Linked DNA regions of Homo sapiens: region 1 is linked to region 2. A link is a contact called in ENCODE Hi-C or POLR2A ChIA-PET data. All regions are on one chromosome and are shown on one strand. Each heading gives the region's core, a stretch centred on a gene start or an enhancer-like site at or near the end of the contact. The rest is flanking DNA. Distances are from core to core; before and after follow the strand shown.

Region 1 (3,841 bases), core at 130-2,629, 490 kb before region 2:
GGCATGAGCCACTGCGCCGGGCCTGGAATTATTATATAAAAAACTTTTTTATATTCCTAGAAATCTGTAAGGCAAAAATAAAAAATAAAGACAGAAAAAGAAAAAAAAACTAACTTTTTACTTCTCCGAGTATTTTTCACTACTTTTCATAGTATTTAAATGTTTATGTTTATGATTATTCTTATCATCATTATTATTATTATTATTTTGAGACGGAGTCTCACTCTGTCGCCCATTCTGGAGTGCAGTGGCAAGATCTCGTCTCACTGCAACCTCTGCCTCCCAGGCTCAAGTTAGTCTCCTGCCTCAGCCTCCCGAGTAGCTGGGATTACAGGTGTGTGCCACCATGTCTGGCTAATTTTTTTGCATTTTTGGTAGAGATGGGGTTTCGCTATGTTGCCCAGGCTGGTCTTGAACTCCTGGCCTCAAATGATCTGCCCGCCTCGGCCTCCCAAAGTGCTGGGATTGCAGGCATGAGCCACTGCACCCAGCCTTATTTATTTTTCAATTTAAAAAATGATACAAAAATGTCATCAAGAAAATTTTTTTTCTTTAATGGATTCATGCTTTTTAGGACAACATTCAAGGCTCTTCAAAATGAGCCCCTAGCCCCACAATTTCACCTCTACCATTCCCATCCACCCTTCCCTCACCCAGAATTATCCTAGGTGATGCTTTTCGTTCTATTTCACTCCCTCCACCATTCCTCTCACTGGAATGTCTTCCCTCCTCCTGTATTAATCAAAATAATACTCATCTTCCCGGGAAGCCCAGGCATGACTTCCCTTTCTCTGGGATGCTTGTGCTCCCATCTGAATTAAATTGTCCCTCCTTGGTGCTGAGGCGGTAGTTTGTTTACACCTCTAGCAGAGCACAGTTTGGCTTGCACTATTGTCACTTGTGTCTAGTGTCTCCCTTGCCAGCATTTATTCTCCACTTTCCTTGCCTCTTCTGTGAAATAAATGTTCATTTCAAAATATTTATTCAGAGCATTGCATGTTCCATACATAAATCCACGCTTAAATTATTCAGCTCCTGGAGATACACAGCTCAGCCATGTGGGCAATTACTTCAAGTCACAAAATGCTATTTTGTATTAATTTGTATTTGAAGAGAGTGCAGGAATGCATTAAACATGTCTATAGCTGTCTGGTGTTTATTCACTGACAATGAGCCGGAATTATTACTTCACTTTAAGCCTTTCTCTGGTGATTTGTTTACAGAGAGTTGTGCTAAATAGCTGAATTGTTGTCATGACCCTTTGCCTAGATCTTTTCAAAACAGTCATTAGATTTGTGTTTTACATAACACATACACACACAAAATCTCATAACCAGGAGGAAAACTGAAAACAATTTAGAATTTTAAACTTCAGCATGAGTTAAGATTAGGTTTACGGTAATGGGGATAGCCCATGATTTTGTAACTCAACAATAATATAATTTTTGCCACTTGAAAGTACTAAGTTTCTGTGGTTGCCAAAAGTAAACTGTGACAGTGTGTAGAATGAACTAATAACTGTAAATGAACTTGATCAGTAGGGCTCCTCCCGGTAAATCAAATAATTAGTCAATTTTTGCTGTGTTGGAGACTACAGTTTCAGGTCCCCAAGTGGGAGTAGCTCTTAAAGCAAAAGTGGCAGCGCATTATCATTTGTAAATTTCCACTAACAAGCAAGCCTGACTGTGTCTTTTGGCAGCCAGGGCTGTGACCTTTCTAACAGCCCAGTGTTTGTCATTGTTTTGTTTATGAGCATCTATATATGCCAGGGAAGATCTGGGGAGAGAGATTCAGAAAAAGAAAACTGAAACTAAGAAGGAAATCAAAAGCAAAAAGCCAGAAACTACTTCTTTAGCCTTTTCTTTATGATCTTAGGACTTCAGGGACCTTGAAAGATTGATTTCCTTTCACTCAAGTTTCTCATAAAATTAGCTTTGGCTCATACATCTGTTACACAGTAGTTAATTTTACAAGATAAGCAGTACAGGGGAAATGTATCTGAGGGAAAAATCGAGTGCTGGAAGCTCAAGAGACACTTATAAGGTCACAGAACAAAGCTAGTAAGTAAAATGGTCCTACTATAGACCTGCAAATAGCAAAGGGTCTGCCTTGGGTTAATTTCAGTATATCTTTCATGACATTTCACTTTTCTTCTCCAGCAGCATTAAATATAAGTGGGCTTTACTGAACCTGTTCTGAGAGAGCCTTTTGAATTGCTCAGCCAAAGAGCAATCATGATTCAAGTTCATGAAATGTGAACTTTGTATTTTAGCATCCACTTCCCTGTAATGATCTCAAGACTGTACTAGCCACAGCAATGAATGTATTAACCAGTTCTTCATGTTCACAGCTACTTATGCCATTCTTAGATACTAAATGTGCTTTCACAAAAGCACCACTGGCTATCCCACTAGTAGCAATTATTAGTAGTCTTTTAAATTCAATCTTCTCGCCCAATATAAGGAGTCCCAGAGGTTGGCTGGGCGTGGTGGCTCACACCTGTAATCCCAATAGTTTGAGAGGCCGAGGCAGGTGGATCACCTGAGGTCAGGAGTTCGAGACAAGCCTGGCCAACATGGTGAAACCCTGTCTCTACTAAAAATACAAAAAAATTATCCAGGCATGGTGGTGAGAGCCTGTAATCACAGCTACTCAGGAGGCTGAGGCAGGAGAATCACTTGAACCTGGTAGTTGGAGGTTGCAGTGAGCCAAGATGGCGCCACTGCACTCCAGCCTGGGCGACAAAAGCAAAACTCCATCTCAAAAAAAAAAAAGAAGTCCCAGAGGCTCAGAAAGGCTCCTAACGATCTAGCAGGTTGTTTGAGAGCAGCGCTGGAATAAGAACTAGGTATCTCAGCTAATCTAGACTCCTAATCTAGAGCTCTTTCTAATCTGGCTGACTAAACGCCAGAATAATTTCTCACTTACACAGTCAGAAAAAGTCTCTGTGAATTAATCTTTTTATTTGGATATGTTAGTCTTTTATTATAAAATATGCAAAAGGCTGATTTAACATCAATATATATCAGCATTGGGGAAATGCTCACAAATAAACTTCCTTAAGAATTTTAAGGCCGGGCGTGGTGGCTCACACCTGTAATCCCAGCACTTTGAGAGGCTGAGGTGGGCAGATCGCTTGAACTCAGGAGTTTGAGACCAACCTGGGCAACATGGTAAAACCCCATCTCTACTAAAAATACAAAAACTAGCCAGGCATGGTGGTGTGTGCCTGTGGTCCCAGCTACTAATAGTTAATCTCATTCCTTTTATTATGTTAATTCACTTATTTCTTCATTCCAACAAATATTTGTTCAGTGCCTACTATGTATCGAGCCCTTTTTAGGTACTTTGGATGCAGGGGTGAACAAAAAGGACACGAATCCCTGCTCTCAGGGAGCTTACAGACAATATAATGTGGATAGCTTTTGCCTTCTGCTGAAGTAATCCTTAAATTAACACCCTCTTAAGAATTCATTATTGGCCGGGCGCGGTGGCTCATGCCTGTAATCCCAGCACTTTGGGAGGCCGAGGCGGGTGGATCACGAGGTCAGGAGATTGGGACCATTATGACTAACACGATGAAACTCAGTCTGTACTAAAAATACCAAAAAAAAATTAGCTGGGCACGGTGGCGGACGCCTGTAGTCCCAGCTACTTGGGAGGCTGAGGCAGGAGAATGGCATGAACCGGGGAGGCAGAGCTTACAGTGAGCCAAGATCGTGCCACTGCACTCCAGCCTGGGTGACAGAGCGAGACTCCGTCTCAAAAAAAAAAAAAATAAAAAAATAATTTGCAATAATAAGTGCTATGAAGGAAAAATCCAAGGTGTGATGGGAAGCTA
Region 2 (3,923 bases), core at 751-3,250:
GGCTCGAGGCCAACTCACTGGACTGCTCTGGGGCACACACTCCAGATAGGAGCTGACTCCTGGGCTGAGGCTCAAACCCTAGCTCCTCCTCTTCCCTTCCCTGCATCTCCACAGACTTGGCTCCCTCAACAAGGACTGAGTGCGCACACGCTGTCTGCTCAGCCAGGATCGAGGCACCATTGGAGAACTGAACCCACAGACCCCAAAAGTGGACACACCCAAAATGCCCGGCAACTGATAAATGGAGAAACAGAATGCAGTATATGCACCCGTGGAATATTCATCAGCTATAAAAAAGAATAAAGTGCTGCTACCTGACACAACACAGATGACCGTTGAACACATTATGAAGTAAAAGAAGGCAGACACCAAAAAACACATCCTACATGATTCATCTATGTGAAATGTTCAGAGGCCAATCCAGAGAAAACGGGTGAGCAGACACCAGGGACTGGGGAAGAGGAGGGCAACAAGAGTGACTGCTCATGGGTCCAGGGTTTTGTTTTGGGGTGGTGAAATGTTCCTAAATTGATTGTAGTGATGGCTGCACAACTCTGTGACTATACCGAAAACCAATAAATTATACACACTAAATGAGTGAATTATGTCTCAAAAAAGCCGTTTTTAAAAGAAATCCCTACCCTACTGAATGACAGAAAGAGGGAGCAGGACAGTAAGCAAAATAGTTTTGTAAAGCAAGTTTCAGTGCCTTGGGGAAAAATAAAGTAGGGAAGAAAGATGGCACAAGGCAGGAGTCTCCAAGGATGCACAGAGATGGCTTTACTCAGGACAAAGACCTGAAGGAGGCAGGCAGCTACCTGGGGGAAGAGTGCTCCAGGCAGCAATGCCGGGAGACTCCTGTTCACAAGGGCCTGGTAGAAGAGGGCCCAGCTGACAGCAATGAGCTCTAAGCAGCTGCGAGTGCTGCGAGAAGGGAAATCCCCATCCTTCTTGGCCCATGGAACTCAAGTGTGGCCAGAGTGTCAGGATCTACCAACGCTGATTCAGGAGCCAGTCAGTGTGCCAGGCCCATAGCAGGGGCTGTAAAAACATTCGCTGAATGATGAACGCACTTTGTCCCCAGCCCCACTAGTACCCTGAGGCCCCTGTTACCTTTCCAGCCCAGTTTGATGTTCCACTCATAGAAGAAAATCAGCTTTCCTTTGCGGCTGCTGCACGAAGCCTCCCCTTCCACCTGCTTCAACTCGTTGATCTCGCCGCGGCCAGCGTCATTCTCCACAACGATGCCCACCAGGAGCTCCTGGAACTTCCCTTTGGACAAGCTGGTGGCATCCCGCTCTGTCCTGCCAGGGACCAGAAAGTCGTGAATGGAAGCCCCAGCTGGGATCCACCTGCCTGGGTGCCAGGGTCACGTCCAAGCCCAGCCCAGATCGGCCCAAGTCCTCTCAAGCAGCCTCGAAACCTGCCAACCTCCAATGTGCTCCTCAAACCTGCTTTCTATCAAATTCTTTTCATCCTGCTCAGTTCTTTAAGATATTATTGTCCACTATGCAAGTAGTATTCTGTCTTAAAAACACTGGCTTATTTAAGGGAGGAGGATCTAGCTAGCTCGCCCACTGGAAATAGGCAAAGCCTAGGCCACAGGGAAAGTAGCAGTAGTGAACTAATCAGAATCATGACAATACCAGCTATCAAGTGTCTTCGCATATACATCGTCTAATGTAATCTTCCCAGGCAATATTCTCACTTTAGGGGACAGAAACGAGCTGAGAGAAATGACATGTCCATCGGGCCAAGGCTAGGACACTAGAAAGTCAGATCTAGCTCACGCCTGTAATCCCAGCACTTTAGTAGGCCCAGGCGGGCGGATCACGAGATCTGGAGTTCGAGAGCAGCCTGACCAACATGGTGAAACCCTGTCTCTACTAAAAATACAAACATCAGACGGACGTAGTGGCACGCATCTGTAGTCCCAGCTACTCATGAGGCTGAAGCAGGAGACTCGCTTGAACTCTGGAAGCTGAGGTTGCAGCGAGCCAAGATTGCCCATGCCCTCAGAGCTCCTCCGGACCAGCCAAGTCATGCTCCTCTGGGGACCGGCCTCAGCATCCCCTCGACGGCCTGGAGGGACCACAGCCCCGGCCAGAGGCGCAGGGCAGAGGACATCCCTTCCGGAGGTTCTGCGGCGGAGGGCTGCCGACCTCTCCCCACGCGCCAGGTGAGGCGCGTAAAGGAAGGGGAGCTTGTCTCACTCACAGAGGGCCCGGCTCGCGGGAGGCGCCTGCGGGGTGGGCGCGAACTGAGATCCAAATTTCTGCCCTTTCCACTACGTTCCATACCCCCGCCCCTAACACAGTCTCTCAATCCAGCTCCCTTCTAACTCCCCGAAACATCCAGAGGGGTGGGCGGGAGGAGAAGGGAAGGCCCTCAGGCCACAGACGGTGGGAGTGGAAAGGTCTGTCGGAAGTCACTCTTGGGGCCCAACCCAACTTTCAAAAAGAGGCAGCTGCAACCCTCCTAGCCGGTCTCCGTACTCAAGGACTCTCCCGAGCCGAGAGGCGAAGGCCGAGCCCTGCGTCCAGCAGCTGAGGGGGGGCGGCCCCCTGACCCCCTGGCCCCGCGGCCCCGCACAGACCCCAGGGCAGCCCCGGCTCCCGCGGCCCGGCCCTCCCCAGATCCCGGAAGGAGGCCGCCGCCAGCCGCGCCAGCGCCAGTTGTTCACGTTGGTCCCGTCCTCCCGCTCCTCCACGATCCAGTGGGGGTTCCCCTGGCCCCACTTGGCCATGGCGGCGTGGACTGGGCGGAAAACAAGGAAAGGCCGCGGCGCCTAAGGCTCCGAAGCCAGCGTTTCCGGCCGCCGAGCCCCGGGGCGGCGCGTTCGCAGCTCCCAGAAACTGCCAGAAGGCCCCGCCCCCGGCCCCGCCCCGCCCTGCCGCGGCGCGCCCGGGAGCCCCAGCCGGGATCTGGGAGGCGGGTCGCGCGGGGACGCGGGGACGCGGGGACGCGCGGGCGGGGAGGGGCTGGGGCCGCCGGGGTTCCGCTGCGCGTCTCCTAACGCTAGGGCGGGACGGGGCTGTCTGGGCCGCCTGCGAAGGGCGGAGGGCGCTGCAAGTCCCGCGGTGCTGGCGGGCTCGTGATTCCCGGCGCCGGGAAGCAGGGCGCTGAGTAGCGGGTGCCTGAGAGTCCAACCGGCAGTGTAGACGCGACACCGCCGTCAGGTGGCCTCGGCAGGCTCCCTATAGCTCTCGAGGACACGACCTCGAACGCCCAGGTCGCTGTAAGACCGGCCTTTGGGGCCACAGCGCGCACACGTCACACCGTTTGCGGATTTCGCCTAAGAGCGAGTCCGCGCCCAGTTGCCGCGCTGCGGTTTTTTCCGCGACGCAGTCTCTCGCCCTCCCCCCTTCCCGGCACCTTTCCAACTAGTCCCATGTTACTGCGGGAGTATTTCCATTTTATTCACGTAATAATCCTTTAGAGAGAACGAAAGAATGTGATTGCAAACGCATGTTACTGCAAACTGATGCACTTTATCATGGAGTATTAATGATTCCTTTCACGAATTTTCGGCTTCTAGCTAAAACTTTGCACGAACTATTTGGACAATGTTACTGGGGTGTTCTCTGCTAACTACATGGGTAGTTAGCACAGAAATGGGTAGAACAGTGAAAAGGTGGAAGCATCTGACTGTTCTCTTCCCCTGTGCCGACCTGTCCTTTGCCTGCGGTCATCCACGAAATACACTCACGAGTGGAGACATTTTCTCCATTTGCCTACCGGAGCTACCACCTTCCAACATTATCTTCCAGAAAGCTACAACAGTCATGTAAACACACTGCTTAAAGGCGTTTTGACCTCAAAACAAAAAGACGTTTTGATTTCACCTTTCACACTTCACTAAAGCAGCTATAACAGAGTCACATGAAGGAGCAGCGTGGTGGGGTTGCCTGATCTTAAGAAGC

What was found. Hi-C counts contacts between places; a loop is a spot of excess contacts on that map. ChIA-PET counts read pairs that join two places held with the same protein, here RNA polymerase II (POLR2A). Pooled maps may share reads with other maps.
Region 1: a map of dorsolateral prefrontal cortex shows a loop between it and region 2 (3-fold over the local background). The contact joins the enhancer-like site here to the promoter of C2orf74-AS1 in region 2. A Hi-C loop is called at or near these places in 1 of 168 maps with a recorded cell type or tissue (dorsolateral prefrontal cortex) and 7 of 50 pooled maps. POLR2A ChIA-PET finds 5 or more read pairs at or near these places in 3 of 52 experiments (H1, activated T-cell and activated naive CD4-positive, alpha-beta T cell).

The regions. Positions count from the first base shown.
Region 1 is chr2:61,669,114-61,672,954 of GRCh38, reverse strand. No RefSeq gene overlaps it. Among named protein-coding and RNA genes, the nearest start is that of XPO1, 130 kb to the right of the region's middle. RefSeq lists an enhancer at 1,722-1,961. Within about 2 kb of position 1,379, at least 26 of the 41 ENCODE cell types and tissues checked have a DNase peak (open chromatin) inside an H3K27ac peak, as active enhancers do; they include dorsolateral prefrontal cortex, where a contact is called at or near this core.
Region 2 is chr2:61,176,362-61,180,284 of GRCh38, reverse strand. It overlaps C2orf74-AS1 (C2orf74 antisense RNA 1), which reads left to right and starts at 2,000. Exons shown (of 2, transcript NR_183879.1): 1 at 2,000-2,179. It also overlaps the pseudogene AHSA2P. RefSeq lists a silencer at 2,545-3,094.